Linked DNA regions of Homo sapiens: region 2 is linked to region 1. A link is a contact called in ENCODE Hi-C or POLR2A ChIA-PET data. All regions are on one chromosome and are shown on one strand. The core of a region is the stretch at or near the end of the contact, and the rest is flanking DNA. Distances in the headings are between cores, read along the strand shown.

Region 1 (5,339 bases), core at 1,463-3,962:
GCATGAGGGTTCCACTTCATGAATGGGATTAGAGCCCTCAGAAGGGGCTGAAGAGATGAGAATTCTTCCCTTCTACCTCGCGAGGAAACGGTAAGAAGGCACCATCTATGACCCACAGAAAACAGGCCCTTACCAGACACTAAATCTGTTTGTATCTTGATGTTGGACTTCCCAGCCTCCAGAACAATGAGACATAAATTACTATGATTTATAAATTACCCAGTCTAAGGTATTTTGTTGCAGCAGCAGAACGGACTAAGATAGCCAGGCAACGTCCTAAGCACTCTGTCAGTGTTAACTATTATCTCTTCCCCACAAACCAATGAAGTAGGTAGGTGCTCTCCTGATCTCCACTTCACAGGCAAGTAAATTAAGGCACAGAGAGGTGAGAGGTTACAGATCTGGTAAGTGATAGAGGTGGGACTCAAAGCCAGGCATGCTGGGGTCAGGGCTCTGGGAAGGGAGGAGTAAGGGAGAGGGAGGAATCATGGGTGGCTGCTAAGTTTCTGGCATGGCGACTGACAGCATGTGGGGCCACCACTTCCTCTGCTGACCTGGAACTCAGACAAGGCAGGCCACAAGCCAGGGGCTGCCTGACCTCTTGGCGGGGCCGCCAGCGTTCTGGGTGGCCCTTTCTCTCTGCAGGACCCTGAGGAGGCTCTGGAGGAAGCTGTGTGGAGAGTGTGGAAGACTCCACCCCCAACCCCTGCAGTAAGCTGGAGATGCTGGCAGCCACCAACAGCAAGGCTCTGCAGCAAAGGGACCTGGATGTGGTGGGACAGCTCACTGGCTCCTCCATAGTGCAGAGAAGTGGAAAGTCCTCTGCCCCAAATCCCCTGTGAAAGCCTGATCTCCACCCCTGCTGGGTGGGGGCCATGGTGCCTGGGCTGGGAACCAGGATATGGGGATTTATGGGGTCCAGACCACGAGGAAGGGAAGGGCTGGGAGTGAGGGGCAGAGGAAGGCCAAGGTCAGGCCCTCTGAGCCTGTCCTGTAAGCAGAGACCTGCAGTAACCACATGGCCCCAGGCAGGAAAGGAAACAGGAGGCTTCTCAAAATAGACCAGGAGCGTGCAGCTCTGTTGCATTTCCCAGCTCCCACCATCTGGCCAAGCCTAGGCAGGAAGGCAGGCGGGGGAGGGGAGATCCGTGGAGGGCTCCGACTGTCTGCAACCCACCTCTCACCCAGACCTTCCCCTGTTCCTCTTCTGTTGACTCTGTGGCATCATTGCCAGGCCAGATCGTCATCATCTCACAGGTGAGAAAACTGAGGCTCAGAGAGGTAAAGTGACTGGTCCAAGGCCACACAGCTGATGAGCGGCAGAGCTGAACCCAGCGCTGAGCCTCCCCACACAGCAGCTTGAGGCCTGGCCACAAAGTCTGCAGCCTGCACATGCCCTAAACGCCACTGTTAGTCCCCTGCCTTTTGGCTGAATCTGACCTTAGACCAGCTCCCCGTGAAGAAAACCGAGTTTGTGATTCACCAGTTAGAACCCAGGGAGGACCAATCTTTCGCACTGTCACACCTGCCTTTTGGCTGCGGGTGAGGACCACAGCAGTAGGAAGTTTGGGGAGAAGGGTGTGGTGGCATGTACCTATAGTCCCAGCTACTCTAGAGGCCGAGGAGAGAGGATTGCTTGAGCCCAGGAGCTCAAGTCCAGCCCAGACCCTGTCTCCAAAAAAAAAAAAAAAAAAAAAAAAAGAAGAGAGAATCAGCAGACAGAAATGGTCTCCTAGGATTAGAGGAATTTAAGAGCAATCATCCTGTTTTGCAGCCTCTTGCCCTGCAGCCTGTTTCTTCCTAAACCCTGTGTGGAACCGAGTGGCCTGCTTGCTTAAGTAGGTGACAGACCCTGACAGACCCCAGCAGCTTAGTGATAAGCCTGAGTGAACTTTCCTTATTACCACGCTAAAGTCTCTGCCCTGGGAGAAGCTGTAGCTTTATTATTCTAACATTCGGCCTGTGTGCTGGCAAAATGACTCACTGCATCTACGCCACCGAGACCCCCTTCTACATGCGATGATGCAACCTCTCCCCTCTCCATGGCTCCGTAACACCCTCCTGTCACCTTCCCTCTAGAAGACACTGTTTTGGAGAATATTCCCAGGGAGCTCCTTACTTGCGCCAAGTAATAAAACGCCTATTGATCAAAACCTGAGTTCTGATGAAGAGTTATTTGTTACTCACCAGGCAAACGAACCCCCGTGTTTTGGAGGTAACACGAAGGGTAAGGGAGAGTGGTGTGGGCACTCCAGGCAGGCCCTGCCAGGGTTCCCCCTAGCGGGGGAACAGAGATCCCTAACAGCTAACAGGGAGTGAGTTGTTCACACCCTAGTATGAATTAGTTTTGTAAACTACTGTCCCTAAAAGCAGAGAGGAGACTTTCCAGTGAGAGGATCAAGTTCACAGAAGAAAGGGTCCACCTCATGGTGGAGCTGAGGCTAGGGCATCAGGGACATTCATCCTTCCTGTGGGGGTGGGAAAAAGCAGCTCTAACCCCTGGGACTGAAACCATTTTCCATGCAGATTCTTTCAGGGTCTGTCAGTTCTTGGCCCAGGAAAATTCCCTGCGGGGGGGTGGGGGAAGAAGCATTGTCTGAAATGCCCGAAAGGAAAAATCTTCTCTGCCTGCCAAACGCACATTATTGTTCCCACCACATCCCAGCCACAGACCAACTTCTGTCGGGATTCCACCCTGCCTTGGCCTTGACCCCCCCGAGCGCTGGATTATACTGGGAAGAGATTCGGGCTGTGTTGGGAAGTCGGCCAGGTCTCCGGCTCTGTGATGCCTCCTCCTCCTTTCACCGGGTAGAAACAGTCACTGGACCTGGCCTGGATGACCGCTGTGGCTCAGAGGGAGGCAGAGCCAGCCAGGGAGTGGGGGAGGTGCTGTGGGGGAGGCTTGGGGGACTGGTGACCCAGATTCCACTTCCTGTCCTGCTTCCCTCCATTCCCAGACAGCAGCTGCAGCTGGACACTGACCACAGGCCAAAGGATACCTAGCGCCAACTTCTTGCTAGAAGCAGCGACTGGGGCTTCCCTAGGCTCTGAGTCAGCCACCCTGCAGCCCCGTCCCCCGCCACACCTTCCCACCTGGGCCACGGAAGCTGCCGTTTCTGAAAGGAGGAGTCTGGAAATTCCTCCATCTGGTCCAGACACTCCCACTTTCCAAAGGAACAAACGGAGGCCCAGAAGGAGGCAGAGACCTGTCCAAAGCTACCAGAGTGGGTTGGTGGCAGGGGCCACCACCTGGACCCAGGTCTTCTAACTTCAGGTTCTCAGAAGATTCCGTAGGTATCTGTTGAATAAATGGATGGATGGAAGGATGGACAAAGGGATGGAAATCCTGATGGGCGTGTCCCTACAACAGTGACAGGGGAGTCAAGGATCCATTGCTTGTTCTTCTTGAAGAAGACTCGGGGGTGGGGGGCAGGTCACTGGGGAGAGCAGCCAGGGTCCCAGGCCCCGCTGTGCCACACCATGCCAGTACTTGGAGTGGGGGAATTGCTAGAACTTACTTTCCAGAGTCCTGGAATCACACTGTCTCTGGCTCTTTCTAAGGAGCTCTTGCTTTCACCTCTTCTGGGATGGAGGTGGTGAGGGAGCACTCACCATCATCTCATTAACAAAAGTTTATTGGGGTGTCTCATACACTGAATCTAGAATTTGCACCGCAAACCCTGTAGACAAGCTCCCTGCACTTATGGGGGAGACAAACAGCCAATGAGCAAATAAAGGATTATCCCAGTTGACAAACTCATGTGATGCAGGCAAACGTTGAGATGCCTTTGGTGGAGAGAAGGGCTGGGTCTTCATTGTCTCTCTGAGAAAGTGACATTTAGGCTGATCCCAGAAAATAAGAAGGAAACCAGCCCAGTAAAGTTCCAGGGAAACAGTTTTTCCAGGCAGAGGAGACAGCAGGTGCAAGAGCCCTGGAGTGAGCAAGAGCTCAGCATTGTCATCAAAGAATGGCCACAGTGGGTGGCTGGAGCACCCTGAGGGGGCAGAGGGAGGCCCCGGGAGAGGTCTGTGAGGCTGGCCAGGGCCAGGTAACCCAGGGCTTCGTGACCAGCATGTAAAGCCCGGGTCTTACTCTGAGATCTGTGCCAAGCCAGAGAAGGGTTGTAAGCAAGAGGGTTGCTGGAATCCAGTTTTATGTTTGAAGATCATATTTTCCTTTAAAAAGAGTGGGTGGGGGGTGGGGGTGGGGTGGGAGAAAAAGACAGCAGGGAGACAGGTTAGGAAGCGCTGGCAATGGTCATGATGAGAGATGATGTCACCTGAAGGGTGGCAGTGTTGGTGAAAGAAGCGTACCCTTTATAGAGAGCTTTTAGGTGGTGGAAATGATGGGGCTTGCTGAAGGAATTGATGGCTGTGAGAGAAGGGGAAGAGGAATGGCACCCACGTCTCTGGCTCTCCGATACCCATAAATGCCATTTAATAAGACTGGGGAGGGTGACATGGAATGCTCGGCTTTGGATGAGTTCAGTTGGAGATGCCTTTATTTTTATTTATTTGTTTGTTTGTTTATTATATATATTTTTTGAGACAGAGTCTCACGCTGTCGCCCAGGCTGGAGTTCAGTGGGATTACAGGCATACTCCCCACCATGCCCAGCTAATTTTTGTATTTTTATAGAGATGAGTTTTCGTCATGTTGGCCAGGCTGGTCTCGAACTCTTGACCTCAGGTGATCCGCCGGCCCAAAGTACAGGCGTGAGCCACTGCGCCCAGCCTGAGATGTCTTTAGACATCCAAGGGGAAATGTTAAGAAGGCGGTTGGATATTAATAATGGTGACAATGATCATGATAATCATCTACTATTTGTATTTCTCTTTTCCTGTTTGCCATGTACCCTCTCACCAGACCGTGCCCCTCAAGGGCAGAGACTGAGCCGGATTTTGCTCATAACCCCATTCTCAGCATTTAGCCCAGTGCTGTCCTGGGGCCTGGTGGGCAGGGCAGAGGGGAGAAGACATGATAATTATTTGTCAGATAAACAACTGAATGGGCAGAAGCCACTGTGCAGACTGAGAAGGAAGAACAGCTCCTCCTACCACAGCAACAGATCCTGCCTAAGAAAATGGTCCAGGCTGGGTTTCTGGGAACGTCAGCCCATGGCCTCGGCTCTCCCATCTCTCTCTTTGGTCTCCTCTCCCTGTCTGCCTGCCAGCTTCCTGCCAGGAAACACAGCCCCCAGGTATTAATCATTAACTAACATCACCTCTCACACTGGAGGTACACTTCCCTTCTCAAAACACTTTGCCTTCCATTATCTTGAATGGTCCTTGAAACCACACTGGGAGGGGGGCGGAGGCAGCGTCCAATGCTCAGGACAG
Region 2 (5,339 bases), core at 1,992-4,491, 78 kb before region 1:
GCGCGGTGGCTCATGCCTGTAATCCCAGCACTTTGGGAGGCGGAGGCAGGCGGATCACCTGAGGTCAGGAGTTTGAGACCAGCCAGGCCAACATGGCAAAACCCTGTCTCTACTAAAAATACAAAAATTAGCTGGGCATAGTGGCACACACCTGTAATCCCAGCTACTCAGGAAGCTGAGGCAGAATCCCTTGAACCCGGGAGGCAGAGGTTGCAGTGATCCGAGATCATGCCACTGCACTCCATGGGTGTCACAGCGAGACTCCGTCACAAAAAAAAAAGAAAAAGAAAAAGGAAAAAAAAGATCTTGAGCCTGAGGCATCCACCAGGATTCCTGAACTCCAAAAATTGTGAATTGTTGTTTTAACTTGCTAGATTTGAGGTCATTTGTTATGCAACAATAGATAACTAACACAATCCCTCACTTTTTCCAGGTTTCTGCTCAAATGTTCATCTTATTAAAATAGCCTTCTGTGACCTCCTTCTACTAAATAGCAACATCCCCAGCCCACCCATCTTTCTCTGTCTTCTTTAACCTGGTTTATTTTTCTCTATAGTACTCACCACCATATAGTATACATATATTTTCTCTGTTCATTCACTGTTTGTCTCCCTAACTAGAATATGAGCTCTATGAGGATAAGAACTTTGTTTCTGTTCACATCTACATGGTAGATGCTCAACAAATAAAGATTATTAAAGGGTTATTTGTAACAGCTTTCTGACTTCTGAAGGCATTATGAGAATAGCTTATATTTGGGACAGAAAATAATAATAGCAGCTATCATTTATTGAGTAGCACTGTGCTAAAAACTTCATATACTTGCTCTCATTTAATCTTGACTCTTCTACACAACAGGTATTATTATCCCATTTTATTTTATTTTTGTTTGTTTGTTGTTATTTTGAGATAGGGTCTCACACCGTTGCCCAGGCTAGAATGCAGTGGCATGATCTTGGCTCACTATAGTCTCAACCTTCCAGGTTCAAGCAATCCTTCCACCTCAGCCTCCCCAGTAGCTGGGACCACAAGTGCACGCCACCACACCCTGTTAATTTTTTTATTTTTACCTTTTTGTAGTGATGGGGTCTTGCTATGCTGCCCAGGCTGGTCTCAAACTCCTGGCCTCAAGTGTTCCCTCTGCCTCAGCCTCCCAAAGTGCTGGGATTACAGGCATGAACCACCATGCTTGGCCTTATTATCTCATTTTAGAGATAACTTAAGATTCAAGGAAGTTAAGTAACTAGCTCAGCAACACACAACCTATAAGTAAAACAGTTGCAACCTGAACCTTAGTTCTGCCCTAGCTCTAAAGTTGGATAGTCGACAGGTCGTGGGTCAGAATCCATAGAACATCATATGGTTCTTGAATTCCTCCCTCAGAAATCAAGGTCCCCTATATTCTAAATGGACCATTTCCTGATCCAGGCAGTACACTGGGGCCTCTCTAAGCTACATCAGAAGCCCTCTTGGAGGTCAGAGTACCATAACTCCAACCTCATAAGAGCAGGCTGGATGCTGCCTTATTGGTCAAGGTAGGGTACCCCACCCTGCAGTTCTCTCTTGGGTCCCAGTGGGAGGGGAGCTTCACTCACACTGGGGTTCTTGTCCTCATCATACTCATCCATGTGGTAGGTCCTGTAGCCCTCCTCAGCTGAATCCCAGAACCATTTAATCATTCTTCCTCTAGAGGACAGGTAGGAGGTATCAGAGGAGATCATGGCAGGATCACCCACTCCACGGAGCTCTGGCAGCTTCTGGTCCAGTTTTCTGGAGCATTCTCCTTCCAGATCTTCCCCATGGCTACTGCCCAGGTCCTGCATGCAGGTGGGGCCCAGACAGGTGGTGGGAGCCCTGAAGTCCTTTTGAGGAAGGGTGAACATCTGCAAAAAGACAAAACGCACAGGCCTGCTCAAGGGATTTCCATAGCACCAAGCATCAGAAAGGAGTTGGAGTCATGGGAGTCCCCTTTCTCTTATCTGCCCCTTCCTTTAGGTTTATGCACTCATCACTTCCTGTGTCCCTTAGCTGTAACCATATGTGCAACGACTTCAACAAGAAAAATCTGTTAAGGACCTAGTACGTGCCAGGGACTGCACTTGCCACATTGACGTGACTTTAATGTATTGCTGCTTTAGCGTGTTCTACTTCTGCAAAAGTTTTTCACTCTCCAGCCTAAGGGGTCATCAACATTCTTTTTCCACCCTTGCTCACCTCAATTACCAAATGCCAGGTTAAAATTTCCTGAGTTAAAGCAGAGTATTGCCTGGGAGTCCTGGGGGTCTTGTGGTGTAAAGGGTAGGATGAGATTATGTGGTGTTCTGAGGCAGATGGCGGGTAGGAACTGAGGGAAGGGAGGAATGGGAACCTCCACAAGTGCAGGCAACCCAGGCAGAGCTCCAGGGCCTGCCTCTTCAGTCCTGAAGAAACGAGGTGTGGACACCAAGGAGAGGGTGGTCTACTCCTGCCCGCGGGTGTGAACTCCTTCACTTCTCTAAGCCAGTTTAGTTTCCTCATCTGCACAGTGGATATAACAGTAACCACCTCGGGGTGGCCGTGAAGACATAAATATATATGTTAGTGACAATAAAGTACTTAGAACAAATCCTGGCTGATGACCAAAGTTCAATAAAATATGAGTCATTATAGCGTAACTCCTTGCCAATTTTCCCAGTCCTGATGCACAACACAAGCTCTGGTAACACTGGGCGCACCATAAACTCAGCGGGTACCCGCAGTTAAATTTTCCTCCGCAAAGTCTTCTCAGGGGTACTCTTTAAATTGGCTGGGCTCTCCCAAGAGCGCTCACCTCCAGCTCTCCCGACAGCCCAGGTCCGAGGAAGGGCAGCACAGTGGGCGGAAGCCGGGGTGGGAGTAAAGCCTGGGGTAGGGGGGCGGCGGGGTTCGAGCCTCCAGGCGTCCAGCAGGACGGCGGCGAATCCACAGCCAGATACCCGCACTCGATGAGGCCTTGGAATCCCGCAAGTGGGGCGGCTACCGCGCACGAAGAACCGAAACGGCCTTCTACAGGGCGGAGGACGTCTCGCGAGAGACGGCTCCAGGTTTCCAGGCAGAGGAAGTGTGATCGGCGCCAAGGGATTCGAGATGGAAGGGCAGAGGCTTTTGCAAAGTGCACAGAGGGAGGCCTGAACGGCTTCCTCCTCTGCAAAGTAGTGGATCCCACCTACTTGGCGGAGCTGGAGGAGGCGGTGCTGGCACTCGGTGGGCGCCCATCACGTGTAGGTTTTCTCCGCCCGGAAACGCCCTGCGGCGACTTACGCGTGGGTGAGGACAGCGCCCCCCTGCGCTCAGCGCGCCCGGACTAGGAGACTGAGGGCGGTCCGCACCGGGTTGGGCTTCCAGGCCTGTTCAGGGCGCAGTTCGTCCCCTTGCCACTCAGGCGGGGGCGGTCTCGGCGGGGACTACGCTTTAAGGGTGGCACACGAGGTAGCACCGCGGGACCAGGAAAAGGGAAAGGGGCGTAATGCCGTTTCCCACCTCCACTCTGGGTGGCCTGCGCGTGCTGGGCCGCCGCCGGGCCGGGTCTGCCACCTCCTTCTGCCTCCTGGCCTTGGTTCTCCAGTTTTCAAAGGAGGTTAGAGCCACAGAAATTTCTTGCCAAAGTATGCTTGGCTGCGGCCCACACAAAGGGCTTTTTAGATTCGGGTGTGAGCATCCTTATGGCCTTTCATCGCAGTTTGTCATTTCTGCCCCTTTCATTTGTAGGGGATTTTCTGTAGCCCTCATAGGTTCTTAGTTGGGGGAGACTCCTGTTACAAAAGACAAATTAACAAGAGAAAAACAGACAGAAATTTACTGACATGTGTATTTCATTTATACATGAGAAATCTGGAGGGAATGAGTCGTTCTGGAAGAGGTGACTTTGAATTCCAGTTTTTATAGCATCTTCAACAAAGAACAGTAATTTTTTTAAGTTACAAGACAAAGAAATAGGGCTTTGAGTCTCTCCAGGAGGCAACTTGTGAGAAGGCAAAAAAAAAAAAAAAAAAAAAAGACAAAGGCCAGTTAGTCAAGCTTGTTAATGTAAATTCCTCTGGTACCATCTCCAGGCCATAGGGGTCTAAAGTTGTCTTTGTTCTCCTAGGTAGACAGAGGGACAGGATACCTTTTGTCTTTGTAAACCTGTGTCCTACTTTTAGGCAAATAGGGCCAGGGTAGAGAGCTTTCCTGAATGTGCTGCTGCTTGTCTTTAGCACAATCCTTCATGTTTTGGGGAGGCATGTCCTGGTCTCCCACACGTGCCTGCAATATTTGTTGAACTCTGGCTAGGTGTGGCGGCCCACGCCTGTAATGCCAACACTTTGAGAGGACAAGGTGGGAGCATCCCTTGAACCCAGGAGTTTGAAACCAGCCTGGGCAACATAGAGAGACCGTGTCTCTACCAAAAAAAGGTTTTTATGTTTTTTTGTTTTTTTGAGACGGAGTCTCGCTCTGTCATCCAGGCTGGAGTGCAGTGGCACAATCTCTGCTCACTGCAACCTCCGCCTCCCGGGTTCAAGCAATTCTTTTGTCTCAGCCTCCCCAGTAGCTGGGACTACAGGCACGCACCACCACGCCTGGCTAATTTTTGTATTTTTAGTAGAGATGGAGTTTCACCATATTGTCCCGACTGGTCTTGAACTCCTGACCTCGTGATCTGCCCGCCTCGGCCTCCCAAGTGCTGGGATGGCAGGCGTGAGCCACTGCACTCAGCCAAAATGTTTTTGTAAATTAGCCAGACTTGATGACATGTGCCTGTGGTTTCAGCTACTTGGGAGGCTGAGGTGGGAGGATCACTTGAGCCCAGAAGGTAGAGGCTGCAGTGAATTTGATCGTGCCACTGCACTCCCACCTGGGTGTTTGCGAGACTCTATCTAAAAAAAAAAAAAAAAAAAAAAAAAAATTACATACACACACACACACACACACACACACACACACACACATATAATTTCAAAAGTATTTTTCAAACTCTGCCCTAAGCTCTACATATTCTGGCAATGGGTACAGTGGGCACCCAGGTCCCAGGTAGAGCTGCAGTCTCTGAGGTGCCTTGAATGGGAAAGTCTTCTTTCCCCATGAAAGGAAATAAGCAGAATCTCTCAATACAGGTATGGCTGGGAAGACATGGCTGTCTTCTGGCCATTCCACTTCTTGTCTTCACTTTTGCCTTGCACTAGCTAACACTGTGACCTTGAGCAACTCTCATGACTTTTTTGGCCCTTACTGTTTTCTTCTGTAAGATAAGGAAGCGATTATTTTCCTCTATTTAAATCTTAATTCTATGTAATTCACATCTCAGTGAATGCCTGTTATGTGCCAGGTCTCTGTAAAATGCG

Evidence for each region. Hi-C counts contacts between places; a loop is a spot of excess contacts on that map. ChIA-PET counts read pairs that join two places held with the same protein, here RNA polymerase II (POLR2A). Pooled maps may share reads with other maps.
Region 2: a pooled map shows a loop between it and region 1 (6-fold over the local background). The contact joins the promoter of ACCS here to the enhancer-like site in region 1. A Hi-C loop is called at or near these places in 1 of 168 maps with a recorded cell type or tissue (Calu3) and 5 of 50 pooled maps. POLR2A ChIA-PET finds 5 or more read pairs at or near these places in 3 of 52 experiments (H1, OCI-LY7 and WTC11).

What each region holds. Positions count from the first base shown.
Region 1 is chr11:43,985,169-43,990,507 of GRCh38, reverse strand. It overlaps a transcript of ACCSL not described here. Among named protein-coding and RNA genes, the nearest start is that of C11orf96, 45 kb to the right of the region's middle. Within about 2 kb of position 2,712, at least 19 of the 41 ENCODE cell types and tissues checked have a DNase peak (open chromatin) inside an H3K27ac peak, as active enhancers do.
Region 2 is chr11:44,064,172-44,069,510 of GRCh38, reverse strand. It overlaps ACCS (1-aminocyclopropane-1-carboxylate synthase homolog (inactive)), which reads right to left and starts at 3,241. Exons shown (of 15, transcript NM_032592.4): 1 at 2,810-3,241; 2 at 1,596-1,883. The coding sequence starts at 1,883. RefSeq lists enhancers at 3,072-3,261, 3,282-3,371, 3,472-3,601.